Regions from separate parts of the Homo sapiens genome. Here region 1 is linked to region 2. Evidence: read pairs that join two places in POLR2A ChIA-PET (ENCODE). Cell type or tissue: Panc1. All regions are shown on one strand. Each heading gives the region's core, and the rest is flanking DNA. Links, peaks and the distances in the headings are about the cores only. Region 1 overlaps RHPN2 (rhophilin Rho GTPase binding protein 2). Region 2 overlaps RHPN2 (rhophilin Rho GTPase binding protein 2).

What was found. ChIA-PET counts read pairs that join two places held together with the same protein. Peaks named below come from ENCODE experiments on the same cell type or tissue, not always from the same donor. Only the 100,000 strongest peaks of a DNase experiment are listed, where the experiment ranks them.
Region 1: POLR2A ChIA-PET joins it to region 2 with 17 read pairs; 6 of 35 experiments call an interaction of 5 or more read pairs at or near these places.

Annotation. Positions count from the first base shown.
Region 1 is chr19:32,978,653-32,993,469 of GRCh38, reverse strand. RHPN2 (rhophilin Rho GTPase binding protein 2) reads left to right here. Exons shown (of 15, transcript NM_033103.5): 13 at 1,501-1,647; 14 at 2,801-2,956; 15 at 13,214-14,817. The coding sequence ends at 13,474. Among named protein-coding and RNA genes, the nearest start is that of FAAP24, 14 kb to the right of the region's middle. In Panc1, for the core only: no CTCF peak of the experiment used is centred there; no DNase peak of the experiment used is centred there.
Region 2 is chr19:33,040,715-33,055,531 of GRCh38, reverse strand. It overlaps RHPN2 (rhophilin Rho GTPase binding protein 2), which reads left to right. Exons shown (of 15, transcript NM_033103.5): 2 at 11,168-11,283. It also overlaps the pseudogene LOC124904805. Among named protein-coding and RNA genes, the nearest start is that of RHPN2, 17 kb to the left of the region's middle. RefSeq lists enhancers at 185-685, 6,534-7,252, 11,662-12,212, 13,398-13,899, 14,031-14,175 and a cis regulatory region at 14,097-14,110. In Panc1, for the core only: no CTCF peak of the experiment used is centred there; no DNase peak of the experiment used is centred there; H3K27ac peaks cover 5,674 bases.

The DNA.
Region 1 (14,817 bases), core at 5,581-13,580, 65 kb after region 2:
CAGAGTCTCACTCTGTTGCCCAGGCTGGAGTGCAGTGGTGCGATCTCAGCTCACTGCAGCCTCCGCCTCCCAGGTTCAAGTGATTCTCCAGCTTCAGCCTCCCGAGTAGTTGGGATTACAGGCCTGTGCCACTACGCTCAGCTAATTTTGTATTTTTAGTAGAGACGGGGTTTCACCATGTTGGCCAGGCTGATCTTGAACTCCTGGGCTCCAGTGATCCGCTCACCTCAGCCTCCCAAAGTGCTGGGATTACAGGCCTGAGCCACTGTGCCCGGCCCCATAGCATATTTTAAAGGTAGTTTTTAGGTATTGTCTATTTAAAATTTTTTAAAAATATTTTTTAGTTTTTTTAGAGACATGGTCTCACTGTGTCACCTAGGCTGGATTACAGCGGCATGATCATAGCTCACTGCAGCCTGAACCTTCTGGGCTCAAGCGATCCTCCTGCCTTAGCTACCCTAGTAGATGGGACTACAGGTACACACCACCATGTCCAACTAATTTTCATTTCTTGTAGAGATGGGGTCTTGCCTAGGCTGGTCTCCAACTCCTGGGCTCAAACCATACTCCTGCCTAGGCGTCCCAGAGTGCTGGGATTACAGGTATGAGCCACTGTGCCTGGCCTGAGATTTTTTTCCTTTTTTTTTTTTTTTTTTAAGACAGGGTCTAACTCTGTTTTCACCCAGGCTGGAGTGCAGTGGCACAATCATAGTTCACTGCAGCCTCGAACTCCTGGGCTCAAGAAGTCCTCCTGCCTCAGCAGCCTGAGTAGATGGGAGCATTGGCGTGCACCACCATGCCTGGCTAATTCTTTTATGTTTTTAGTAGAGAATGGTTCCCACTATATTGCCTAGGCTGGTCTCAAACCCCTGGCCTCGAGCGATCCTTCTGCCTTGGTCACACAAAGTGCTTAGGATTACAGGCATGACATGCCTAGTCTTACATTTTTTATATTAGAGATTTTATTTATGATAATTTTGGCCGGGTGCGGTGGCTCACGCCTTTAATCCCAGCACTTTGGGAGGCTGAGGCGGGCGGATCACCTGAGGTCAGGAGTTTGAGACCAGCCTGGCCAACATGGTGAAACCCCATCTCTGCTAAAAATACAAAAATTAGCCAGGCATGGTGGTTCGCACCTGTAATTCCAGCTACTCAGGAGAATTACTTGAACCCGGGAGGCAGAGGCTGCAGTGAGCCGAGATCATACCACCACACTCTAGCCTGGGCGACAGAGTGAGACAATGTCTCAAAAAAAAAGAGAAAAAGATAATTAATACAATGCCTAAAAGATAATTTTATTGAAAATATATTGGGTATGTTTGAGAAGATGGCTTTCCAGGTTCTCGCATGACTGCTGTAGCATGTATGCCCCCAGATGTGTCATTTGTCCCTGAACAAGGCCAAGTGAGATCTTCAAGGACAGCAGGCAAAATTCCCTTTAGCTTTCAAGCGTCTGATCCAGCCTTCAAATCCTACACCTAACGATGCTCTCTTCCAAAGGGCCCCTTATCTGTGTTTTCGGCTAACAAGCGGTGGACGCCTCCTCGAAGCATCCGCTTCACTGCAGAAGAAGGGGACTTGGGGTTCACCTTGAGAGGGAACGCCCCCGTTCAGGTTCACTTCCTGGATCCTTACTGCTCTGCCTCGGTAAGCACATGCTTTTCTTGATTGGCAGCAAACACAGATATCTGGGTGATTGAATTTAGGGTGGGTTCACCCATGTCAAAGGCCTGACTTGATGTGAAGGGCCTCATGGGTGCTACATTCCCTAAAAGAAAAGGATTAATTTTTACTGTCTTTCTTTTGTTTGTTTTATGTTTTTAGTTTTTTTTAGACTTTGGGAGGTGGAGGCTGCAGTGAGTCGCGATCGTGCAGTGGCGCGATCTCAGGGCTCACTGCAGCTTCTGCTTCCTGGTTTCAAGTGATTCTCCTGTCTCAGCTTCCTGAGTAGCTGGGATTACAGGCACGTGCCACCACACTCAGCTAATTTTAGTTTTTGTTTTTGTTTTTTGAGACGCAGTCTCACTCTGTCGCCCAGGCTGGAGTGCAGTGGCGCGATCTTGGTTCACTGCAACCTCCACCTCCTGGGTTCAAGTAATTCTCCTGCCTCAGGCTGCTGAGTAGCTGGGATTACAGGTGCGTGCCACCATGCCTGGCTAATTTTTTGTGTGTTTTTAGTAGAGACGGGGTTTCACTGTGTTAGCCAGGATGGTTTCGATCTCCTGATCTTGTGATCCGCCTACCTCGGCCTCCCAAAGTGCTGGGATTACAAGTGTGAGCCACCTGGCCCGGCCTAATTTTTGTATTTTTAGTAGAAATGGGGTTTTGCCATGTTGGCCAGGCTGGTCTCGAACTCCTGGCCTCAAGTATTCTGTCTGCCTTGGCCTCCCAGAGTGCTAGGATTACAGGCGTGAGCCACTGTGCCTGGCCAATTTTGGCTTTTTTTTTTTTTTTTTAATTGCACCCAGGCTGGAGGGCAGTGGCACGATCTCGGCTCACTGCAATGTCTGCCTCCCGGGTTCAAGCAATTCTCCTGCCTCAGCCTCCCAAGTAGCTAGGACTACAGGTGCCCACCACCACACCTGGCTGATTTTTGTATTTTTAGTAGAGATGGGTTTCACCGTGTTGTACAGGCTGGTCTTGAACTACTGACCTCAAGTGATCTACCCGTCTCAGCCACCCAAAGTGAATTTTTGCTTTCTTGATGCGAACTTACGCAAATACCTATTTTGTTAATGGGGACTGATTCAAGGATTTGAGTGAACAAAACGTTGACTTAATTTCAACAATACTTTTTCAGGTGGCAGGAGCCCGGGAAGGAGATTATATTGTCTCCATTCAGCTTGTGGATTGTAAGTGGCTGACGCTGAGTGAGGTTATGAAGCTGCTGAAGAGCTTTGGCGAGGACGAGATCGAGATGAAAGTCGTGAGCCTCCTGGACTCCACATCATCCATGGTGAGCGCTGACACCTCCCTGGGCAGTCAGTGGTGGCGTGGAGTGAAATCTGCATGAGTTCAGCCCCAGAGGTGTTTACCAGACCCTCTGTCTCCTGCCTGTGTAACATGGTACAAATGACTGGACTCCCAGGCTTGTAATCACTGTAATGTGCTCACCTTGGGTCAAAGAGAAAATTGGCAAACTTTTTCTTTTTAAAGACAGCGTCTTGCCCTATTGCCCAGGCTGGTTTGCAGTGGTATGATCATGGCTTACTGCAGCCTCTATCTCTTGGGTTTAAGTGATCCTCCCACCTCAGCCACACGAGCAGCTGGAATTATAGGCACCCACTACCACCCCTGGCTCGCTCTTTCTTTCTTTCTTTCTTTCTTTCTTTATTCATTTTCTTTTTTAATTTTATTTTTTTTTTGAGACGGAGTCTCGCTCTGTCACCCAGGCTGGAGTGCAGTGGTGCAATCTTGGCTCACTGCAAGCTCTGCCTTCCGGGTTCACACCATTCTCCTGCCTCAGCCTCCCAAGCAGGTGGGACTACAGGCGCCTGCCAACATGCCTGGCTAATTTTTTGTATTTTTAGTAGAGACGGGGGTCTCACCGTGTTAGCCAGGCTGGACTCGATCTCCTGACCTTGTGATCTGCCAGCCTCGGCCTCCCAGAGTGCTGGGATTACAGGCGTGAGCCACCATGCCCAGCCTATTCTTTATTTTTTTGTAGAGACAGGTTCTTGCTATGTTGCCAAGGCTGGTCTTGAACTCCTGGGCTCAAGCCATCCTCTCACCTTGGCCTCCCAAAGTGCTGGGATTACAGGCGTGAGCCACTGCACCCTGCTAGCAAACTTTTAAAAATATCCTGTAGATAAAATAATCAACTGATCTATTTTTCTGATCAAATTGTTTAATTACAAAAGTAATACATACTCATAGTGAAAAAAATAAAAAACAAAAAAAAATTCTAATGGTACAGAAGTGCTTAAGACAACCTGTGAAAGTTAAGACAATCCCTCTGTACGCCCTAGAGGCAGTGTCAGCCATGTCCTGGGAGATTTGGGAAGCATTTGAGTGTCTTCAAGTTCACCTGCACAGTTACCGCCTTTAATTTTCCCCACGTGAGGCCAGGCACGGTGCTCATGCCTGTAATCTGAGTACTTTTGGAGGCTGAGGTGGGCAGATTGCTTGAAGTCAGGAGTTGAAGACCAGCCTGACCAACAAGGCAAACACTGTCTCTACTGAAAATATAAAAATTAGCTGGGCATGGTGGTGCACGCCTGTAACCCCAGCTACTCAGGAGGCTGAGGCAGGAGAACAGTTTGAACCTGGGAGGTGGAGGTTGCAGTGAGTGGAGATCGCGCCATTGCACTCCAGCCTGGGCAACAGAGTGAGACTCTGTCTGCAAAAAAACCCTAAAATTTTCCCCAAGTGCTAGGATTCATGCCATACTTAATGACGTTCTCCTCTGCACTTTGCCACACTTAATGATGTACCCTCGACCTTCCCTCTGTAACAACACTCATTTATTCATTCAACAAATATTGATTGAGGATCAGTTGGGTGCCAGACACTCTCTTAGGTGTCAGAGCTCCAGTTTACATTACACAGATAAGGTCCCTGCCCCCCAGCGAAGCTGGCATTAAAGTCAGCAAATAAATGTTCAGGATTTTGATAAGTGCTGTAAAGGAAAAAAGACCTGTAACAGGGTGGAATGACTGGGGAGGGGGCGAGGCTCTATCTAGGCAGGGATGGACCAGACATGAGAGTGACCAGGAGGTTCGAGCCAGTTGCAGAGGGACAAGAAAGGCCTTCTGGGCAGGGGCACTTACAGGTACAGAGCCCCTGCAGCAGAATAAGCTTCTCCTACCGGAGAGGCAAAAAGAAGGCCTTTTGGCAAGAGCACCAGGACAAGGAAGGGAGCCATGGGAAGTGAGGTAAGAAGGAGGCCTTGGCGGCAATGGTGGGAGCTTGGAAGCCACTTGGAAGCCCCTTTCAGAAGGGGAACGGCGTGGTGTGATGTTTGTTTTAGAAGGGCGTCTGCTGCCGGAGACTGGCCATGGCACTTGTCCAGGCTGGTGACATTAGTGGCTGAGGTGATGGGGGTGGCTGTAGAGTTAGAGAGACATGAGTGGCCCTGGGACATAGTTTGGAGGTAGAGCTGATGGGGGATTTGTGGATGATTTGTGTTAAGGAGACAGTGGACAGGGAGGTGAGGCCTCAGTTTTTGGCTTGATCAATCTCATGGGTAGTGGTTATTTTTCTACCTTTAATTTCTTTTTTCTGTTGTTGTTGTTTTGTTTGTTTTGTTTTTTTTTTTGTTGTTGTTGTTTTTGAGACAGGGTCTCACTCTGTTGCTTGGCTGGAATGCAGTGGTGCAATCGTAGCTCACTGTAGCCTTGACTTCCTAGGCTCAGGCAATCCTTTTGCCTCAGCCTCCCGAGTAGCTGGAACTACAGGTGTGTACCACTATGCCTGGCTAATTTGTTTATCTATCTATGGTAAATTTTTTTTGGTAGAGATGGGGCCTTTATATATTGCCAAGGTTGGCCTCAAACTCCTGGCCTTAAGCGATCCTCCCACCTCCGCCTCCCAAAGTGTTGGGATTACAGGCATGAGCCACCATGCCTGGCCTGGTTATTTTTCATAATGATGGGTAATGGGTGTGAGGGAGGTGAAGGAGAGAGAAATCAAGAGTCATGTTTTGAATGTTCCAGATGCTATTAGCAGTCAGACGTAAGCATAAAGGAGGAGATCGAATGTGAAGTCTTACAGTTCGAGGAAGAAATCAGAGCTAGAAATAAATATTTGAGAATCATTGCACAGGGATGATATTTGAGGCTGTGAGACAAAATGCAGCTCCCTGCAAGGGGGCTAGGGCTGAGGGCTAAACATTTAGAGATCAGTTGGAAGAGAAGCAAGTGCAAAGAAAATGGAGGAGAGTTCAGAGATGTCGGAGGAAAGGAGCTTCTCAAATTAAGAGGAGAAAGCTTTGCAGTGAGAGGGTGATGGGTTGCATTGAATGCAGTTGAGTGGTGGAGAATGAGGTCGCCTTAGCTGTGCCTATTGTATTTGGCAGCAGGATGAAAAGACACTTTGGTGGAGAGGTGGCAGCAGAAGTCAGTTGAGAGAGGGCCAGAGAGCCAATGGATTTTGAGTCCATGGATATAAAATGCTCAGCATAGGCAAATCCAGAGACAAAAAGTAGATGGTGCTGGGGCTGGGCAATGGGAGTCGGGAGGGACTGCTGAAGGGTCATAAGGTAGAAGGTTTCTTTTTAGGGGGATGGAAATGTTCTGAAATTAGGTAGTAGTGATGGTCACCTAACTTTGTGAATATACTAAAAATCACTGGTGTCTTGGCATGCTGGCTCACACCTGTAATTCCAGCACTTTGAGAGGCTGAGGCAGTATGTTCGCTTGAGCCCAGGAGTTCGAGACCAGCCTGGGCAACATGGCGAGACCTTGTCTCTACAAAAAATAAAAAAAATTAGCGAGGCATGGTGGCGTATGCCTGTAGTCCCAGCTGCTTGGGAGGCTGAGGCAGGAGGATCACTTGAGCCCAAGGAGGTTGGGGCTGCAGTGAGCTATGATTGTACCACTGCACTCCAGCCTGGGTGTCAGAGCAAGACCCTGTCTCAAAAATAAAAATAATAAATAAAAGCCACAGAAGGGTATTAAAATGGTGAATTTTATGCATGTATGTGAATTATATCTCAAAATTTTTTTTTTTTTTTTTTGAGACAGAGTCTTGCACTATTTCCTAGGCTGGAGTGCAGTGGCGTGATCTCGGCTCACTGCAACCTCCGCCTCCTGGATTCAAGTGATTCTCCTGCCTCAGCTTCCCGAGTGACTGGGATTATAGGTGGGCACCACTATGCCTGGCTAATTTTTGTATTTTTAGTGGAGACAGGGTTTCTCCATGTTGGTCAGGCTGGTCTCGAACTCCTGACCTCGAGATCCATCTACCTTAGCCTCCCAAAGTACTGGGATTACAGGCGTGAGCCACCTCACCCGACATACTTCAAATTTTAAAAGAAGATAAAGTCAAGGGACTCAGAGCATCTTGGGAGAAGGGATCATAAGAAATCATATTTTTAGGGACAAAATCCATGGAGTTTCTGGACAAGTGATTAAGGTCCCCAGCAGAAACAGAAAAGACGTTTGTCCAAAAGGAGGTTAGAGAAAAGAGCCAAGCCACACACTGAAGGTTGGAGTAGGGACCCCATCAGCAGAGGCCTGAGTTTCTGGGGCATGCCCTGCCCCCTGTGAGAGGTGCAAAGGCTTGACTTTCAAGCCTGTGACATCGTTACACCAGGCCAAGGAAGGGGCTGCTGTAGTAGCTGAAAGCAAGGGTTCTGCACTCAGACAGTCTAGATGTGTATCCTGGCTTTCCACCACCAGTTGTGTGGCCTTCAGCAAGTCAGGGAATAGCTGTGAGCCTCAGGATAAACTGAGTTTACATAAAGCCCTTACAAGAGGGCCAAACAGGAGCTACATTTCAATCCACAATAGACATTATAATGATGATAACCATGATCATGATGTTTATTCTTTTCACCTAGCAGGTCCTCTTTAATTTTTTTAAAAATAATGTTTTTAGGCTGGGCACAGTGGCTCACTCCTATAATCCTAGTACTTTGGGAGGCCAAGGCCGGCGGATCACTTGAAGCCAGGAGTTCGAGACCATCCTGGCCACCGTGGCAAAACCCTGTCTCTACTAAAAATACAAAAATTAGCAGGATGTGGTGGTGCATGCCTGCAATCCCAGCTATGTGGGAGGCTGAGGCATGAGAATCACTTGAGCCTGGGAGGCAGAGGTTGCAGTGAGCCGAGATCGAGCCACTGTACTCCAGCCTGCGTGACAGAGTGAGACCCTGTCTAGAAAAAAGAAGGTTTGTTTTTTGTTTTGAGACAGGGTCTCGCTCTCGTTGCCCTGGCGCAATATCGGTTCACTGTGGCCTTGACTCTTGGGCTTACGTGATCCTCCCATCTCCGCTTCCTGAGTAGCTAGGACTACAGGCATGGAACACCATACCCAGCTAATTTTTCGTATTTTTTGTAGAGACGGGGCTTCACCGTGTTGCCCTAGCTGTTCTCTAACTTCTAAGCTCAAGCAATCCGCCTACCTTGCCTCCCAAAGTGCCGGGATTACAGGCATAAGCCAGCATGCCCGGCCAAATAATTTCTTTTGTTGTTGTTTTTTGTTTTGTTTGTTTTGAGACAGGGTCTAACTCAGTTGCCCAGGCTGGAGTGCAATAGTGCAATCATAGCTGACTACAGCTTCGAGTTCTAGGACTCAAAAGATCCTCCCTTCTCATCACCTGAGGTCAGGAGTTGGAGACCAGCCTGGTCAACATGGCAAAACCCTGGGCGTGGTGGTGGCGGGCGCCTGTAATCCCAGCTACTTGGGAGGCCAAGGCAGGAGAATTGCTTGAACCCAGGAGGCAGAGGTTGCAGTGAGCCGAGATTGTGCCACTGCACTCCAGCCTGTGCAAGAGAGGGAGACTCCATCTCAAAAAAAAAAATCCTACCAAGTAGCTGGGACTATAGGCGTGCACCACTATACCCAGCTAATTTTTAATTTTTTTGTAGTGACAGTCTCATTTTGTTGCCCAGGCTGGTCCCAAACTCCTGGGCTTAAGCAATCTGCCTGCCTCCGCCTCCCAAAGTGTTAGGATTACAGGAATGAGCCACTGCACCAGGCCAAAAGTAATTTCCTTTTGTCTTTTATTAATTAATTTTGTGGTGACGAGGTCTAACTAAGTTATCCAAGCTGATCTTGAATTTCTAGCCTCAAGAGACCCTCTTGAATCAGCCTCCCGAATAGTTGGGATTACAGGCGTGAGCCACTGTACCTGGCTCTTTTTTTTTGGAGACAGAGTCTTGCTCTTGTCATCCAGGCTGGAGTGCAGTGGTGCAATCTTGGCTCACTGCAACCTCACCTCCCGGGTTCAAGCGATTCTCCTGCCTCAGCCTCCCGAGTAGCTGGGATTACATGCACCCACCACGATGTCTGGCTAATTTTTGTATTTTTAGTAGAGATGGGGTTTCACCATATTGGCCAGGCTGATCTTGAACTCCTGGCCTCCGGTGATTGGCCCGCCTTGGCCTCCCAAAAGTGCTGGGATTACAGGAGTGAGCCACCATGCCCAGCCCCTGGCTTTTTAAAAATAATTTTTTAAAAATTATTTTTGTCTATTAATTTTTATGATAAGGATTTTAGATAATGACAGTCAAGCACTGTTTTTAGCGACTGAGCCTTTCAAACAAAATCAAATAAAGAGAACATTTAGCCTAGCACTCTGGCTGAACTGATGACCTGCTGCCCTTGGCTACCCTCTTGACTACAGTGGGGATCCCTAGTTGAACAAATCTAAGCTTGGAATCAAGCTCTGGAATTAGGCCCTGACTGCCGTTCACAAGCTGTGTAACCTTCAGCACGTTCATACCCTCCTTGGGCCTCGGTTTTCTCATCCAGAGGATGGAAGAGTTAGGCCTACACAGTGGTTTTAAACTGTGCTCTGTAAAGCCCTAAGAGTTCTAGAGGGGTACCCCAGGTGGATTTGAGTGAGGAATGGGTGGTGGGGAAAGAAACAGTAAATGGAGCTGGGCACAGTGGCTCACGCCTGTAATCCCAGCACTTTGGGAGGCTGAGGCAGGTGGATCACTTGAGGCCAGAAGTTCAAGACCAACCTGGCCAACATGGTGAAACCCTGTCTCTACTAAAAATACAAAAATTATCTGGGTGTGGTGGCATGTGCCTGTAATCCCAGCTACTTGGGAGGCTGAGGCAGGAGAATCACTTGAACCTGGAGGTGGAGGTTGCAGTGAGCCAAGATTGGGCCACTGCACTCCAGTCTGGTGACAGTAAGACTCCGTCTCAAAAAAAAAAAAAAAAAAAGGCTTTTAAAAGAAAGTAGTGGTACACATTGCAGGAGTGAGAGAGTGTGTGTGGGTATGATACTGGGGTGGACCTGGAGGGGAACAGGGTCAAGAAAGGCTTTACTTTTTTTTTTTTGAGACAGTCTCGTTCTGTCACCCAGGCTGGAATGCAGTGAGTGGCGCTATCTCAGCTCACTGCAAGCTCCACCTCCTGGTTCATGCCATTCTCCTGCCTCAGCCTCCCAAGTAACTGGGACTACAGGTGCCCGCCACCACGCCCGGCTAATTTTTTGTATTTTTAGTAGAGACAGGGTTTCACCATGTTAGCCCCGATGGTCTCAATCTCCTGACCTTGTGATCTGCCCGCCTTGGCCTCCCAAAGTGCTGGGATTACAGGCGTGAGCCACCACGCCCCGCCAAGAAAGGCTTTTCAAAGAATGTGATGGTACGCATTGCAGGAGTGTGTGTGTGTGTGTGTGTGTGTGTTTGTGTGTGTGTAGAGATCTGGGCCAAGAAAAGCTTTTCAAAGAATGTGATGGTACGCATTGCAGGAGTGTGTGTGTGTGTGTGTGTGTGTGTGTGTGTGTGTGTGTAGAGATCTGGGAGGCAAGGGTGCCTGGAGGAGAGAGGGAATGGGATCCAGGCACACAGAAGGGCTTGGTCTTGGGGGACGGATGCCATGAAGTATACGGCAGGGATGTCAGGAGGGTGCGTGAGTGGCTTCAGGAGGAGAGCGAAGATAAGAAACAAGTATACAGGAGAAAAGGAAATGAAATTACTAGGGACACACAGAAGTGCCAGGAAATGGGTGCCTATTAGAGGTTTGGGGTCAGGTTAGAATTCCAAGGGAAGCCTTGGTGAGTGTCCTCCAGCAACGCACAACCTTTCAGATACAGGCCCTAGGGGAGGCAGAGGGTGGAGATGAGCGAGTGGGGGCAGATGGAAGAGAACTGAGGGTATTTATAAGGCAGTGGTTTTGATACACAATGGACTTTGAGCAGCTGAGGGTTGGGAAATGCTTTCAGGCCTCACATCTGTCTCCAGGATTATTCGTTTTATTATTGTTTTAAATGACATTGTGTGTGCTCCGTAAAACATGGTGGAGTTAGCGGTCAGTTTTCCAGAAAAGGAAGAGGCATCTCCATCCTTAGGGGCTCGAAGTACCCCCTACTTTATTGCTGCATAACTCAGATTCCTCTGAGGGTTTATTTTATTTATTTATTTATTATTTATTTATTTTTTGCAATAGCGTCTCACTCCATCGCCCAGGCTGGAGTGCAGTGGCGTGATCTGGGCTCACTGCAACCTCCGCCTCCTGGGTTCAAGTGATTCTTCTGCCTCAGCTCCTGAGTAGCTGGGATTACAGGTGTGCACCACCACACCTGGCTGATTTTTGTATTTTTAGTAGAGATGGGGTTTCACCATGTTGGCCACGATGGTCTTGAACTCCTGGCCTCAAGTGATCTGCCCAACTCAGCCTCCCAAAATGTTGGGATTACAGGTGTAAGACACTGTGCCCGGCCCCTCTTAGGGTTTATATTAGGAACAATGTCCTCAACTATTGCAGCGATATATTGTATGCCTAATTTTAGTGCCAGAACATAGTAGACCATCAATAAACATGTGGCGAACTAAACAATCTCAATGTTAGGCAAACCTTAGAAGCCGGTGATAGCCCATGTGGAAGTCTTCAGAAAGCAAGCTTCCTTAGATTTCCAGTTTGAATCCTACATGATTCTTGGAAAGTTAATAGTAGAGAGTGTTTAATGGTACAAAGTTTCAGCTGAGGAAGATGAAAAAGTTTTAGAGATGGATGGTGGCAGTGGAGCATAATGATGTGAATGTAATTAATGCCACCGAACTCTACACTTGAAAATGATAAAAATGGCACTCCAGCCTGGGCGACAGAGCGAGACTCCATCTTAAAAAAAAAAAAAAAAAGGAAAAAGAAAAAAAAGAAAAAAAGAAAATCAGGTGTAGAATAGTGTAGTATATTCCTTTTAAGAAAATGAATGGTAATATACTTAGGTACATATAGAAATACTTGTACATCATCTCTAGAAGTATAACATGGAGGGCCTTAGAAGCCCAGGTGACAGGGAGACCTATTGCTCACTGCATACTCTTTTTTTTTTTTTCCCTTCCCTTGCCCTCTTCCATTCCCTTCTCCTCTTCCCTTTCCTTCCCCTCTTCCCTTCCTTTCCCCTCTTCCCTTCCCCCCGCCCCCCCCCTTTTTTTTTATTTTGAGACAGAGGTCTCACTCTGTCGCCCAGGCTGGAGTGCAGTGGCACAATCACAGCTCACTATAGCCTCAACCTCCTGGGCTCAAGCAATCTTCCCCTCTAAGCCTCCCAGGTAGCTGGGACTGTAGTTGTGAGCCACCGCGCCCCACCCTGTACTTTCATATTCGTGACCATGAGTATTATTACTTTCTCAAATAGAAGAAGAACCTTAAAATATGAGTTGTGGCTCCTAAGCTTAAATTGTTACTATTGAGTACATTCCTTAAAAATTATCCTTGTTGGGCCGGGCGTGGTGGCTCACGCTTATAATTCCAGCACTTTGGGAGGCCAAGACGGGCGGATCACGAGGTCAGGAGATCGAGAAGGGGTGAAACCCCGTCTCTACTAAAAATACAAAAAATTAGCCAGGTGTGGTGGCGGGTGTCTGTAGTCCCAGCTACTCAGAGAGGCTGAGGCAGGAGAATGGCGTGAACCCGGGAGGCGGAGCTTACAGTGAGCCGAGATCGTACCACTACACTCCAGCCTGGGCGACAGAGTGAGACTCTGTCTTAAAAAACAAAAACAAAAAACAAACAAAAAATTATCCTTGTTGGACCTGGTGGTGCACACCTAGAGCCCCAGCTACTCAGGAGGCCAAGGCAGGAAGATCGCTTGAGCCCAGGAGTTTAAGACCAGCCTGGGCAACATAGCAAGACCCTGTCTCAAAAAAGAAAAAAAGTTTGTCCTTGTTTTAAGAACCTAATTCTATATAAGCATTGGTCACCTGAGTTTCCGAATTATGTCTGTTCAATTTATTTTTTGGAGACAGAATCCTGCTCTGTCACCCAGGTTGGAGTGCAGTGGTGTGATCTCAGCTCACTGCAACCTCCACCTCCTGGGTTCAAGTGATTCTTGTGCCCAGGCTCCAAGCAGCTGGGACTACAGACATCCACCACCACACCTGGTTAATTTTTGTATTTTAGTAGAGATGGGGTTTCACCATGTTGGCCAGGCTGGTCTTGAACTCCTGACCTCAAGTGATCCGCCTTCCTCGGCCTCCCAAACTGTTGGGATTACAGGTGTGAGCCACCGCGCCTGGCCAAACTTCGTAGTTTTTATCATCTATCTTGATGATGCCTGACGCCCTTTTTCTTACTTTTCTATGTGCAGCATAATAAGAGTGCCACATACTCCGTGGGAATGCAGAAAACGTACTCCATGATCTGCTTAGCCATTGATGATGACGACAAAACTGATAAAACCAAGAAAATCTCCAAGAAGCTTTCCTTCCTGAGTTGGGGCACCAACAAGAACAGACAGAAGTCAGCCAGCACCTTGTGCCTCCCATCGGTCGGGGCTGCACGGCCTCAGGTCAAGAAGAAGCTGCCCTCCCCTTTCAGCCTTCTCAACTCAGACAGTTCTTGGTACTAATGTGAGGAAACAAACATGTTCAGGCCCTGAACATTTCCGGTGCTGACTCGGCCTTAAACGTTTGTGCCATAATGGAAAATATCTATCTATCTGTTCTCAAATCCTGTTTTTCTCATAGTGTAAACTCACATTTGATGTGTTTTTATGAAGGAAAGTAACCAAGAAACCTCTAGGAATTAGTGAAAAAAGAACTTTTTTGAGGTGTGTTACTATACTGCTGTAAGTTATTTATTATATAAAGTATTGTAAATAGAATAGTGTTGAAGATATGAAATATGGCTATTTTTAATGGTGACAATTATGACTTTTAGTCACTATTAAATTGGGGTTACCTATATCAGTACAATTTGTAGTTGTTTCCAGGTTTGGCTAATAATCATTCCTTAACCTAGAATTCAGATGATCCTGGAATTAAGGCAGGTCAGAGGACTGTAATGATAGAATTAAATTAGTGTCACTAAAAACTGTCCCAAAGTGCTGCTTCCTAATAGGAATTCATTAACCTAAAACAAGATGTTACTATTATATCGATAGACTATGAATGCTATTTCTAGAAAAAGTCTAGTGCCAAATTTGTCTTATTAAATAAAAACAATGTAGGAGCAGCTTTTCTTCTAGTTTGATGTCATTTAAGAATTACTAACACAGTGGCAGTGTTAGATGAAGATGCTGTCTACAAGGTAGATAATATACTGTTTGATACTCAAAACATTTTTCATTTTGTTTAAAGTAGAAGTTACATAATTCTATATTTTAAGTCTTGGGTAAAAAAGTAGTTTTACATTTTATAAAGTAAAGATGTAAATGATTCAGGTTTAAAGCTCTATTTGACTTCCTTTTTTTGTTTGAGATAGCGTCTTGCTGTGTTGCCCAGGCTGGAGTGCAGTGGTGTGATCTCAGCTCAGTGCAACCTCCGCCCCCTGGGATCAAGCGATTCTCCTACCTCAGCCTCCCAAATAGCTGGGACTACAAGGTGCCCTCCAGCATGCCTGGCTGATTTTTGTATTTTTAGTTGAGGTGAGGTTTCACCATGTTGGCCAGGCGGGTTTCGAAATCCTGACCTCAAATGATCCACCCACCTCAGCCTCCCAAAGTGCTGGGATTACAGGCATGAGCCACCACAACCGTCCCACTATTTTACTTTTTAAAATGACATTCCTACTGATTGATTTTTATCTTGCTATAAGTTCGATGACACCGTGAATCTAATAAGGTTCACTGTTGACACAGTACAAGTTACATAGCTAAAATACATAGCATTGAAGACTAATTTTAAGGATTGACAAGAGTTTATTTTCTATTGTGCAATATCTTAAAGGAAGCAACCACCTTTGGGAAAGTGT
Region 2 (14,817 bases), core at 2,712-10,711:
AGCTCTATTGGTACTGATACTACCCCTCCGGCTGTTTAGATCCATCCCCTTGGACCCTTGAGTCAATTCCCAGGTGGAGAGGGAGGGAGGCAGAGGAGAGTAAAGGTTGGTGATGCTGACCCCACTCCTGATTCCCCATGATGGTCTAAAACAGCTTTTTTTTTTTTTAAAGATGACAGAATCTGGCTGTGTCACCCAGGCTGGAGTGCAGTGGCACCGTTGTAGCTCACTGTAGCCTTGACCTCCTGGGCTCAAGTGATCCTCCTGCCTCAGCCTCCCAACTAGCTGGGACTAGAGATGTGATTAAAAATTGCCACACCTGGCTGATTTTTATTTTTATTTTTTGTAGAGATGGGGTCTTACTGTGTTGCCTAGGCTGGTCTTCAACTCCTGGCCTCAAGCAATCCTCCCATCTCAGTGGTGGGCTATTACAGGTGTGAATCACTGCACCCAGCCCTAAGCCAGATCTTAAAGGCCAGGCTGGATCCAGGCTGACTGTGGCCTTGGAGAGGGGAGGGTCTGCCCAGCTGCATGGTATCCACCATCAGCCCCGAGGGTCTGCCTGACCAACAGTCTTCAACTGTGGGATCCTGGCTGGGAGGTATCCCCTGGCAGAAACAGAATTTTCAGGGTGACTCAGAGGAGAGACAACGTGATGAACTATAACACTGTAAATGTCCCTTGTTTCCTGGGGCCATTTGGATGGTTGCCACGACACCACCTGATGCTACTGGGCGTTGGCTTTAGCCTGATCAACACTTCCTCCTTTGGCTCAGGTACCAGCGTCCCGTGACACAAAGGCTGCATTGGAGGTAGCCATAGGACACAGTCGAACTGCAGGTACCGCTCAGCCAGAGGCTGGGTGTCTGGCAGAGCAGCAGTAATGGGTGCCAAGTGAGGACAAGGTTCCCCACTTGGAGCACCAGGGACGGAGACACCACGGTGAATGATGTGAGTCCCTCAGGGCTGCCCATTCAGACCCTCGGAGTTCCCTATGGCCAGGTTTCCATTTGATTGTAACAAGAGAAAAGGGGACCAGCACAGTGGCTCACACCTGTGATCCCAGCACTTTGGGAGTCCGAGGCAGGAGGATCATTTGAGGTCAGGAGTTCGAGACCAGCCTGGACAACATGGTGAAACCCTGTTCCTACTAAAAATGCAAAATTAGTCGGGTGTGGTGCTGCGTGCCTGTAATCCCAGCTACTCGGGAGGCTGAGGCAGGAGAATCGCTTGAACCTCGGAGGTGGGGGTTGCAGTCAGCTGAGATTGTGCCACTGCACTCCGGCCTGCTGGGTGACAGAGCAAGATTCTGTCTCAAAAAAAAAAAAAAAAAACAAAGAAGAAAAAAGGGCAGGTGGTAAAAAAACAAGGCTGGATGTAGTGGCTCACACCTATGATCCCAGCACTTTAGGAGGCCACGGTGGACAGATCACATGAGCTCAGGAGTTCAAGACCAGCCTGGGCTGCATCGACAAAACTCTGTCTCTACAAAAAATACAATAAAATTAGCCAAGTGTGGTGGTGTGGACCTGTAGTCCCAGCTTCTCGGGAGGCTGAGGTGGGAGGATTGCTTGAGCCCCAGGATATTGAGGCTGCAGTGAATGGAGATCACGCCACTGCAGTCCAGCCTGGGCAAGAGAGTGAGATCCTGTCTCAAAAACAAGAGACTGGGCGCGGTGGCTCACACCTGTAATCCCAGCACTTTGGGAGGCTGAGGCAGGTGGATCACCTGAGGTCTTAGGAGTTCAAGACCAACCTGGCCAACATGGTGAAACCACGTCTCTAGTAAAAAATACAAAAATTAGCTGGGTGTCCAGGTACAGTGGCTCACGCCTGTAATCCCAGCACTTTGGAGGCCAAGGCAGGTGGATCACGAGGTCAGGAGTTCAAGACTAGCCTGACCAACATGGTGAAACCCCATCTCTACTAAAAATACAAAAATTAGCCAGGCATGGTGGTGTGCGCCTGTAATCCCAGCTACTCTGGAGGCTGAGGCAGGAGAATCGCTTGAACCTAGGAGGCAGAGGTTGTAGTGAGCCAAGATCGCACCACTGCACTCCAGCCTGGGCAAGAGAGCGAGACTCCATCTCAAAAAAAAAAAAAAAAGCAAAACTGTTAAAACTGTTGTTGAGTGTGTCCTACCAGTTGAAATAAGCAGATCATTGGTCTGGAAATACAGTTGATTCATGGAAATGTTCACGATTTGATGTGGTGGGAGGCACAGTAAAAGCCTAGTTATTCAAGGCTGGGCGCAGTGGCTCACACCTGTAATCCTAACACTTTGGGAGGCTGAGGTGGGTGGATCACTTGAGGCCAGGAGTTTGAGAGCAGCCTGGCCAACATGGTGAAACCTCGTCTCTACTAAAACAAAACAAAACAAAACAAAACAAAAATTAGCCAGGTGTGTTGGCACATTCCTGTAATCCCAGCTACTCAGGAGGCTGAAACAGGAGAATCGCTTGAACCCGGGAGGTGGAGGTTGCAGTGAGCCGAGATCACACCACTGCACTCCAGCCTGGGCAACAGAGCAAGACTTCGTCTCAAAAAAAAAAAAAAGTTATTCAGCATATTGAAAAATAACTGTGATTGGCACACAGTAGGGGTTTATAGAGATTTCTGGAAGAGACTGAAGGGAGCTCGTAACTAAAGATTATGGCTGTGTTGACTCATATCGAGCCCCCCTCCACCCCTGTGTGAATGGATTGGGATTCCCGGGGGAGGCGGCTGGGCCCTCACCTCCAGCCCTGACACCTGGCAGAGATCCTGGAAGGGCAGGAGGGCTGTTGACAAGTACTGAATTCATGTTTTTATTTTTATGGACATGGACAAGCTAGATTCTTTCCACCCAGCCTGCCCTGAATCTCCAGTGTGGTGAAAAGTTAAATTAGATGTATGTGTGTATTGCAGTGTACTGCATGCTATTTTCTGTGCTTTCTCATTGATTGCTCTGGCTGACTTATAAACAAGCAATTCTGTTTTCCAGAGTTTGGTGGTTGAGTGAGGGATTGCGTAACCAGGAAGGAGTGAGAAAGGCAGAGAAAATAATCTTTGCTGGAGAAGCAGCTAAAAACACCTGCCTTCCTGTATCCCGTGGGAAGGTCTCTCTGGCTGGGAGCTGGCCCAGCCCTACCGTGTCATCTCTCACTTAGTTTTACGCCTGAACCTTTAGATCCCAAGCTTGCACATTGCCCTAAATTTGCTGGAAACACCTCTGCATGTGTGAGCTTTATCTTTGGCTGTGCAGAAGAAGGGCCCATACTATTGCCTATAGTGGAGGGGAAGCAGGTGCCAGGCACTGCCCAGAATGGAGCAGGGCCCCCATAGGGGAAGAAAAACTGCCCTGTTCCAGGAGTAGCTTGACCACCCTTTCCTTTCTTCCTAATTAAGTGCCTGCCTCCAGTTTTATATTTTTTTTTTAACTTAACATAAATTTATTTTTCACAGTTCTAGAGGCTAGAAATCCAAGATCAAGGTGCCAGCACGGTCAGTTTTTGGTAAGGGCTCTCTTTCTGACTTTAATTCTTTTTTTTTTTTTTTTTTTGAGACAGGGTCTCACTCTGTCACCCAGGCAGGAGGGCAGTGGCAAGTTCTCGGCTCACTGCAACCTCCGACTCCCGAGTAGCTGGGACTATAGACACACGCCACCACGCCTGGGCTAAGTTTTGTATTTTTTGCTTGAGACAGGGTTGCACCATGTTGGCCAGTCTGGTCTCAAACTACTGACCTCAAGTGATCCGCCCACCTCAGCCTCCCAAAGTGCCATGATTATACACGTGAGCCACCACACCAGGCCTTTGTCTGATTTTAGACAGCCACTTTCTCACTTTGTAAGAAACTTGTAACAGTGGCAGAAATGTCACTGTAGCTGTGATCTGTCTGTTCACTGAACAGATTTCACCTAGGATAACATTCTGAGGCTTTTCTCTGGGCACACATTTAGTTGTTACACCACATTATTTAGCTGTTTTATGAGCTTAAGAACAGTAGTTACAAGCAAGGTGAATCCGCATTGCTGCACTCAAAGCTTTCAGATAGGTGTGTGCCACACTAATATAAACGGTTGCTGTACACGTACAGAGAAACTTCTCTAGTAACGAACTGTAGAAATGATCCCTGGAAGTACAGTCTTCCTGCCTGTGGGCTTTGTCTAGGTGCTGCTCTTAAATACGTGTCTTACAGGTGAACAATCTGACTGTACATTAAGGGCATGTAAGTGACCTGTAAAGAGAGTTTTCACTCTAGGCCAGTGCGGTGGCTCGCACCTGTAGTCCCAGCACTTTGGGAGGGCGAGGTGGGCAGATCACTTAAGTCCAGGAGTTTGAGACCAGCCTGGCCAACATGGCAAAACCCTGTGTCTACTAAAAATACAAAAATTAGCCGGGCATGGTGGTGTGCACCTGTAATCCCAGCTACTCAGGAGGCTGAGACAGGAGAATCGCTTGAGTCCAGGAGGCGGAGGTTGCAGTGAGTTGAGATCATGCCACTGCACTCCAGCTTGGGTGACAGAGTGAGACTCTGTCTCAAAGGAAAGAAAAGAGTTTTCACTCTAGGTAAACTTATTTGAGTTAGTACTTTTTTAGTTGCAGGTGCTAGAAAATTTAATCCAAAATAACTTTGGCAGATAAACACACCCTAGTATGTTCCTCCAATAGAATTCTATCCCACAATAAAAAAGGAACACACAAATTAGCCGGGTGTGGTGGCGGGTGCCTGCAATTCTAGCTACTCAGGAGGCTGAGGCAGGAGAATCGCTTGAGCCCGGGAGGTGGAGTTTGCAGTGAGCCGAGTTCACGCCACTGTGCTCCAGCCCGGGCAACAAGAGCGAAACTCTGTCTAAAAAAACAAAAAAAGGAACAAACTACTGGTAAATGAAACAGCATGGGTGAATCTGAAAACATGGTATTGAGCAAAATAAACCAGACATAAAAGTCTACATCCTATCTGATTACATTTACATAGTTCAAAAGCAGACAAAAATATGTGGTGATAGAAATCAGAGTATTGGTTGCCTGGGGATGATGGAAATGTTCTGTGTTCTGTATTTTGATAGGAGTGATGGTTACGCAGGTTTATATGTTTGTTCAAACTCATTGAACTATATACTTAAAATATGTGTATTTTATTATATATAAATTGTATCTCAATTCAGAAAATTGAGATACAAAGAAGGGAATGAATTGGTTGCTGTAAATGAAAAGTACAGAGGGATGGCTTCAGGCCTAGCTTGATCCAGGGCTCAGATGACATCGCCAAATCTGTTTCTCAGCTCAGCCCACCTGGGGTTGGTTCCCTGTCTAGGGAGACACTCTTCTGCTGGTGGTAAGGTGGCTGCAACTGCTCAGTGTCACAGCCTCCCAGGTTCAAGGCCAATGAGGACCTCTTCCTGATGGGTTTCGATTGACCCTGATCTTCAGGCTTTGGTTTTCCAATGGGCCAGGCAGAAGTCAGATGTTCTTCCCTTTGGAAAGGATGTTGGGGGAGCATGGATTTACACACACACCCCTGCCCCCCACCAGGCCATCATGGGCTATGAGGCGGGAGAGTGGGCTGGCATCACTGTTCCCCCAAAAGATGTGGGGTGATGGTGGGCAGCCATCACCCATGAAGGGGTGTCTGGGGGTTGCATGCATTCCTACCGCTCACACCGCCTCACCGCTCATCCTGGAGCAGCAGGAAGGACAGGGTCTTAAATCCCACCCCAACTTTTACTGCCTGCCTCTAGGATCTCAAGTTGCTCATATAGCCTCCTTGCTGCAGAACCATGGGATCCGAGATGCTGTACCAGGGTCCACATAAGCGGGCCGACCCCAGGAGTTGCCTGTAAAGCTGGTGATGACACGGGGGTTCACTCAGTACTTGCTTTTCTTGGGTGTTGGCTGTTTGCCCACTCTTCAAGTTTCGGGACTGACGGAAATGTCCGAACCTTAGTGTGGGAAGGGAATAGACTCTGTGGAGGAGAAAGTCTCACTTCACTGTAGAACTTGTCAACAGCAGATCCCGAGGTCAGGACAGCTCAGTTGGCCCCACAGGTGTGAGAGGTTTAGCCCCAGTCCCTGGTGCAAACCCTCACTCCAGTCTCAGAGCGGCTTTGTGTTCTGTTGAGAACCAATCCCTGTCTCTGAGTTGCAGAGGCTATTCTGGAAGCTGTTTGTTCAGGGCTAAGGTCTCGTTATTACACAAGATAGGGGGTGGGGTGAGAAATGTATGGGTGGGGATGGTGGACCCGCCACCTTGTCCCCTACAGAGCAGCCCCTGGCAGGGGCTAGTAGATGGCCAATAGTTTCTGGTGATGCCAGGGAGTCTTTCTGACAGTCTTGTCCAGATTTACCTCTCAGGGAAGTTTCCACACACAGCCCCGTGGGTGTTTCTTGTGTTCCCCAGCAAAGCCCAACATTCCTACCTGTCAGGAATAAGTAATGTGGTTTCGGGCCCAATTACTCAGTCAAATCTAACCCTAAGTGTTCCTATGCCTTATCTAGAAACCTGACCACATATCTATGGGCTGGTTAGGGCGTACTGATTCCAGGCCAGCAGAAGTTGGGGAAAGTATACGAACAGAAAAAAAAACATTCTTATCCGTAGTTTGGAATGGCTGCTTATCTGAGCTCTGGGAATGTACGTAAAGGAATTAGTTATTCAAGCTTCCCTGTAAAATGAAACACAGCAGTGGTGATCCAGGTAATTCAGAGTCAAACTGAATCGTCGTCATTTTTGGAAGTGGAAAGGAAAGAGATGAACAGTTATTTTAGTTATTTAATATTTAATTATAATAGCTTAACATTAAAGTTTTTTTTTTTTTTTTTTTTGAGACTGAGTCTCGCTGTGTCACCCAGGCTGGAGTGCAGTGGTGTTATCTTGGCTCACTGCAACCTCTGCCTCCCGGGTTCAAGTGATTCTCCTGCCTCAGCCTCCAGAGTAGCTGGGATTATAGGCGCATGCCACTACGCCCAGCTAATTTTTATATTTTTAGTAGAGACAGGGTTTCACCATGTTGGCCAGGCTGTTCTCGAACTCCTGTCCTCAGGTGATCTACCCGCCTCAGCCTCCCAAAGTGCTGGGATTACAGGCGTGAACTACTATGCCCGGCCAAAGATATTTTAATCTTAAATCTGAAGAAAGACAAAATTGGAAACCGTTTAATGCTTTAAACGATATTAATTTTAAAATCCATTCCAGGGCTGGATGCCATGGCTCATGCCTGTAATCCCAGCACTTTGGGAGGCCGAGGCGGGTGGATCACCTGAGGTCAGGAGTTCGAGACCAGCCTGGCCAACACGGTGAAACCCCATCTCTACTAAAAATAGAAAGATTAGCTGGGTGTGGTGGTGGGTGCCTGTAATTCCAGCTACTCAGCAGGCTGAGGCAGGATAATCACTTGAACCCAGGAGGCAGAGGCTGTACTGAGCTGAGATCGTACCACTGCACTCCAGCCTGTCTACAGAAGCCAACTCGAATTCCGAATATCTGTGCAATTTGAACTTGGGGGAAAGTGTCCTTGCGAGACAGGGAAAATTAGGTTGTGGGGCTATGTGGGGGATGGGTGGTGGTGACCTGATGGGAAATGAGAATGAGAAGTCTTTTATTTTTATTATTATTTAAAAATTTTTATTATTATTTGTAGAGACAGAGTCTCACTCTGTTATCCAGGCTGGAGTGCAGTGGCGCAATTGTAGCTCACCGCAGCCTCAAACTCCTGGCCTCAAGCGATCCTCTGGCCTCAGCCTCTCAAAGTGCTTGGGATTACAGTTGTGAGCTACCATGACCATTCTGGCCAAGAATGAGAAATCTCTGTGGAAGGAGAATACTGGGATTCCTGAGGAGGTTTCCGCTATAGATAACTCACATCTCCCTCCCTGGGGTCCAGGCCATGGGTGTGGCTTGGGCAGAGGTCGGAGAGGCCAGGTGTGTGCAGGCCTGAGATGTGACTCAGGGAGAGAGAAAGGGCAGTCTCTTCACCACGTAATACTACCCGCCAGACCGCTCCCAGGGAGTAACCGCAGTGGGCAGGACCTAGAGATAAGCGGCAAAGAGGAATGTGGGCGTATCCCAGGTCCTGAGGCTTCTACCTGTCTGGGGTGGGAAGAACACCATTCAGCTAAAATGCAGCTTTTATTCTGATCTTAAACTTTTAGCGTGAAGCGTTGTAATCCAAATACCCCAGGGCACAATGGTCAGAGAACACAGACAATTTGTTGAAAAAGAAATTAAAGTGTCAAGATTATATGGAAAAACCTTTACCTTCACTGTTATAATAAACATACAAATTAGAAGAATGAGCTATCTATTTTTGCATGTCAACTTGACAGAAATTAAAAATAATTTTCAACCAGACAGATAAAAAGACAATCCAGTTTAAAACTGGGCAAAGGAGAGCTGGGTGTGGTGGCTCACACCTGTAAGACTAGCACTTTGGGAGGCCAAGATGGGCAGATCACTTGAGGTCAGGAATTCAAGACCAGCCTGGCAAAAAAATGGTGAAACCTTGTCTCTACCAAAAAATGGAACAATTAGCCGGACGTGGTGGCATGCACCTGTAGTCCCAGCTGCTCAGGAGGCTGAGGCAGGAGAATCACTTGAACCCAGGAGGTGAAGGTTGCAGTGAGCCAAGATCATACCACTGCAGCAGTCCAGTCTGGGTGACAGACTGAGACCCTGTTTCAAAAAAAAAAAATGGGCAAAGGATCTGAATTGATATTTCTTCGAAGAAGATATACAGTTGGCCAATAAGTTCATGAAAAGATATTCAACATCATTAACTGTCAGGGAGACACAATTCAAAACCACGATGTGAGACAGCACACACATAAGGTAGCTGTAATAAAAAAGATAGACCAGCACCTGTATTGGTGAGATGTAGATGAATTGGAACTCTCATCCTGTTAGTTGGGTTGTAAAATTGTATAACCACTTTGAAGAGCCTGATAGTTCCTCAAATCATTAAACATAGAATAAATCATATGATCTAGACCGGGCTCAGTGGCTCACGCCTGTAATCCCAGCATATTGGGAAGCCAAGCCAAGCGGATCACTTGAGGTCAGGAGTTTGAGATCACCCTGGCCAACATCATGAAACCCGCCTCTCTACTAAAAATACAAAAATTATCTGGTCATGGTGGTGCACGCCTGTAATCCCAGCTACCCGGGAGGCTGAAGCAGGAGAATCGTTCGAACCTGGGAGACAGAGGTTGCAATGAGCCGAGATCGAGCCACTGCACTCAAGCCTGGACGACAGAACAAGCCTCTGTCTCAAAAAAACAGAATCAAAAATAAAAACAAAACAAAAAAACCACCTGATCTAGACATTTTATTTCTATATTTATAGCCAAGAGAAACAAAAGCACATATCCATATAAAACCTTGTACGCACATAAACAGCCTTATTCGTAATAGTCAAAAAGTGAAAACACTCCCCATGCCCATTGTATGATGAATGATGAATGGATAAAGTACACAAGTGTGGTGTATCTATGTAATGAAATCTTATTCAGGGACAAAAACGGACAAAGTTCTGATACATGCTACAACCTGGATAAACCTTGAGAACATCATGGCAAATGAAAGAAGCCAGATGCAAAGGCCACATATTATATGATTCCGTTTATATGAAATAATCTTGAATAAGCAAACCTGTAAAGACAGAAAGTAGATTGGTGGTTGCCTAGGGCTGGGGTTAAGGGGAAAAGGAAATGAGGAGCGATGCTAATGGCTACTTGCTTTTTTTTTAGGCTGATGAAAATGTTCTAAAATCAGATAGTGGTTGATGGGCGTGGTGGCTCGCGCCTGTAATCCCAGCACTTTGGGGGGCTGAGGTAGGCAGATCACTTGAGGTTAGGAGTTCAGGACCAGCCTGGCCAACATGGCGAAACCCTGTCTCTACTAAAAATACAAAAATTAGCCAGGCGTGGTGGTGGGCACCTGTAATTCCAGCTACTCGGGAGGCTGAGGCAGGAGAATCACTTGAACCTGGGAGGCAGAGGTTGCAGTGAGCCGAGATTGTGCCACTGCACTGCAGCCTGGATGACACAGCAAGACTCCATCTAAAAAAAAAAAATCAGATAGCACTGATGGTTCTGTAACTCCTGAATATACTAAAAACCAATGAATTGTTTATTTTAAAAGGGCAAAACGTATGGTATATGGATTATATCTCCATAAAGCTGTTACTAAATAAAAAAAGTAGGCCAGGCGCAGTGGCTCACACCTGCCATCCCAGCCCTTTGGGGAGGCCAAGGCAGGTGGATCACTTGAAGTCAAGAGTTCAAGACGAGCCTGGGCAACATGGCGAAACCCTGTGTCTACTAAAAATACAAAAATTACCTGGACATGGTGACATGCACCTGTAGTCCCAGCTACTTGGAAAGCTGAGGCATGAGAATCACTTGAACCCAGGAGTCGGAGATTGCAGTGAGCCGAGATCGCGCCACTGCACTGCATCCTAGGCACGCAGCGAGACTCCATCTCCAAAAAAAAAAAAAAAAAAAGTAGATACTCAGTAACAGTGAGGGGGAAAGCGGTCACAAGGGTGTGGGTGCCTTTCTGTCCTGGAGGATGATTGGGCTGGCCCATGGGTAGCCCTGAAAGGTTTGATCTTATAACTCTGCCCTAGAGATATGTCTTTAATTAATTTATTTATTTTTGAGACAGCGTCTCACTTTGGTTGCCGAGGCTGGAGTGCAGTGGCATAATCTCGGCTCACTGCAACCTTCAGCACCCAGGTTCAAGCGATTCTCGTGCCTCAGCCTCCTGAGTAGCTGGGATTATAGGCGCCCACCACCACACCTGGTTAATTTTTTGTATTTTTAGTAGAAACAGGGTTTCACCATGTTGGCCAGGCTGGTCTTGAACTCCTGACTTCAGGTGATCCACCCGCCTTGGCCTTCCAAAGTTCTGGGATTACAGGCATGAGCCACAGTGCCTAGCTCAGACCTTGTCTCTAAAATAAATTACATAAATAAAATAGATGAGAAGGAAAGACCAATTCACAGTGGCTGTTTTGCAATTGTGTTGTTATGAGCGACTTTTCTTTATACTTTTCAATATTTTCTATGTAGATGCTTTGTTTTCAGAAAAGATTATTTTTAAAGTTAAACATTTTCCATTATATTAAACCCTGTCATCATTTTTAGAGTGGCCGACCTCTGAAGGGGCATCTCTTATTTTTCCTCAGGGCTGTAATCCCCTTGCACAAACCGGCCGGAGTAAATTGCAGAATCAAAGAGCTGCTTTGAATCAGCAGATCCTGAAAGCCGTGCGGATGAGGACCGGAGCGGAAAACCTTCTGAAGTAGGTGTCTTCTGGCTTCCCTGCCTCTCCTGAGTCCTAGTCATCTGTTCCCTAAACTCCCAGGCCAGGCTCTTGGTTTCAGCTTTGGGTTTCCTCCTCATTTCTGGCATCTGGAGTCGTCCCTTTCTTGCCTATAGCTTGGTTATGTTGAAAACAGATATTTTACCCCGCCTGTTTGTGTGTTTGGGGATTGGGTGGGTGGGAGATAGATGCAGACGGTGTGGCATTTGGCTTCAATTCAGTCAGCCATCTTGATGGGAAGCCCAATTTTTGTCTCGAGGTTTGTTTTCTGGCTTTCTCTGGGACTTGTCTATTTTCTCCACTGCCTGACACTATGCCTGGTGCAGAATTTGCTTGGTAAATGTTTATTGAATATATAAAGGAAAGAAAAGCAGAAAGGAAGGAGAGGGGATATTTCTATTGCCAGTGTCCACCTTGCTAATGAGAGGGCTCAGTACACCCCCGTGATCTAGGGCACTCATTAGTATGCTCTCGTGGTAAAACAGTTACTTACCCAGCATAGAACTCAGAGAAGCCTTACCTGTGTCTAGACCTCTATAAACCCTCTCCAGGCAACGAAATGCAACAAAAGACAATGTGCCAGCACTCTGTTTACAAAGAGTGCAGAGTTTCTTCTTCCTTCAGAGTTCTACTGGAGACCATGGTTAGCCCCGTGCCGCCTTGTTTTTTGTTTGTTTGGAGACAGTCTTGCTCTGTCGCCCAGGCTAGAGTGCAGTGGCGTGATCTCGGCTCACTGCAACCTGTGTCTCCTGGGTTCAAGTGATTCTCCTGCCTCAGCCTCCCCAGTAGCTGGGACCACAGGCATGCACCACCATGCTTGGCTAATTTTTTGTCTTTTTAGTAGAGACGGGGTTTCACCATGTTGGCCAGCCTGGTCTTGAACGCCTGGCCTCAAGTGATCCGTCTGCCTCCACCTCGCAAAGTGCTGGAATTACAGGCGCGAGCTACTGCGTCTGGCGTCATGCCACCTTTTTTCTTTTTTTTCAGATGGAGTTTCGCTCTTGTTGCCCAGGCTGGAGTGCAATGTGCAATCACAGCTCACTGTAGCCCCCAACCTCCTGGGCTCTTCAAGCAATCCTCCTAACAGCCTACTGAGTAGCTGGGACCACAGGCATGCACCACCATGCCCGACTAATTTTTTTTTTTTTTGAGACGGAGTCTTGCTCTGTCACCCAGGCTAGAGTGCAGTGGCGTGATCTTGGCTCACTGCAACTTCTGCTTCCCAGGTTCAAGTGATTCTCCTGCCTCAGCCTCCTCAGTAGCTGGGATTACAGGTGCCCGCCACCGTGCCCGGCTCATTTTTGTATTTTTAGTAGAGACGAGGTTTCACCAACTTGGCCAGGCTGGTCTCGAACTCCTGACCTCGTGATCCACCCGCCTCAGCCTCCCAAAGTGCTGGGATTACAGGCGTGAGCCACTGTGCCTGGCCAATGCCCGACTGATTTTTTAAAAATTATTTGTAGAGACAGGGTCTTGCTGTGTTGCCCAGGTTGTTCTCGAACTGTTGTCCTCAAGTGATCCTCCTGCCTTGGTCTCCCAGAGTGCTGGGATTACAAACATGAGCCACTGTGCCTGGCCTGTGTTGCTTTTGTTACTCACGGAATACCTGATGACTTGAGGTCCTGGGTGGGAAGTTTGTCTGGGAATCTCTTCTCCAGCTCCTTTTGCAACTGGGTGCAAAGCAGGTTGTTACTGGAGGAGGCTGGGAAAAATACTGTAGCGTTTTGGCTTTTAAAAAGTCAAGCAGTGTCCCTATCCCAAGACAAGTTTGGACATGGGAATTGTCCACTCCCATAGCAGAGAGCAACTCATGTCATCTGTGTGACGTGAGAGAGGCCCCCGATTTTGGGACTCCCTGTCATGTGCTGGGAAGGCCGTGGTATGTTTTGTGGCCTAGGGTTCTGGTTGACCCTTGGACAGGCCTGCTCTGTGGCCAAGGGGGCAGGTGGGCAGCCTTGATGGTGTATGGCTTTCCTAGGAGTGGACAACAATTGATTTACCTATTCATGGATTCATTGAGCACCTTTTTTTTTTTTTTGAGATGGAGTTTCACTCTTGTTGCCCAGGCTGGAATGCAATGGCTCAATCTTGGCTCACTGCAACCTCTGCCTCCCATGTTCAAGTGGTTCTCCTGCCTCAGCCTCCCAAATAGCTGGGACTACAGGCACGTGCCAGCACACCTGGCTAATTGAATTTTTTAAAGTTTTAGTAGAGACAGGGTTTCACCGTGTTGCACAGGCTTGTCTCAAAGTCTTGGCCTCAAGTGATCCTCCTGCCTCAGCCTCCCAGAGTGCTGGGATTTCAGGAGTGAGCCCCTGTGCCTGGCTATTGAGCACCTGTTAAGTGGCAGGCACAGTTGAGGTGCCTGAAGATCAGGCGAGGCTCTGCTTTTGTGATTTCTCTTGTTGGAGGATGGGAGGAGACTTTTATAGACAAGTAAACAAATCAGATCACCTAGGGAAGTGATGTTTTCTAGGGAATAATGAACTCTGAATATCATAGAGGTTGGCCCAGGATGGCCAGCCTTAGAGACAGAGGGTGGTCAGAGAGGCCCCTGTGAGCAGGGAACTTGGACTTTCTCAGGCAGGAACTAGGGCAGTTTTGTGTGCCTTGTTCTCTTAACGACAACAGCAGTCACCCTTTCTGAGGCCCGAGCCTGACTCAAGCTCATTGTTAAACTGGCAGTGGTTGGGTTGGCAGGGGCAGGAGTGGGGGGTTGTTAATGATTCTCACAGTGGCCTAAAGGTTCAAAGTACCCCTTGCTGGAGAATGTTGTCAGAGGAAACCCTGAAGGTATTTATTAATCTGACTCAACAAGCACCAACGGTTTCCCGAAAACAAATAGGGCATTTTGCCAAGCTCCGCTCTGGCCCCTCAGTGTCCCTGGGCGACCCATTACGTGGCTGTCTCTGCAGGCCATGGGTGGTTTCAGTTGTAAATTAGGCCCTGCTTTCCTTCTGTTTGTCTTCTGGTTCCCAGGTTTCCTACCGCAGCCCCCAAAGGAAAGTAGATCTGTTGGAATAGGGGTGGGGGATGTTTGGAGGTGTCCCCAGAAATGCAGGAATGGAAATGGGGGTGCTAAGCCCTTATCTGAGGACTGTCAGAGGGTATCGTGGCTAGGCAGGCACTTGAAAAACCAGATTTTATGATCCTTCAAAGTCTTCCCCTTCTCTGATCCATTCCAGCTGGGAGTCCATGAGCTTCCTGGAGTTTTTTTAGGAAGCCATCAAATATTTCAAATGCACTTTTTTCAGGTTTGTTTGTTTTTTTTGAGACAGAGTCTCATTCTGTCTCCCAGGATGGAGTGCAGTGTCGAGATACCAGCTCACCTGCGCAACCTCCACCTCCTGGATTCAAGTGATTCTTGTGCCTCAGCCTCCCGAGTAGCTGGGATTATAGGCATGTGCCACCATGCCTGGCTAAATTTTATACTTTTAGTAAGACAGGGTTTCACGGTGTTGGCCAGGCTGGTCTGGAACTCCTGACCTCAGGTGATCTGCCTGCCTCAGCCTC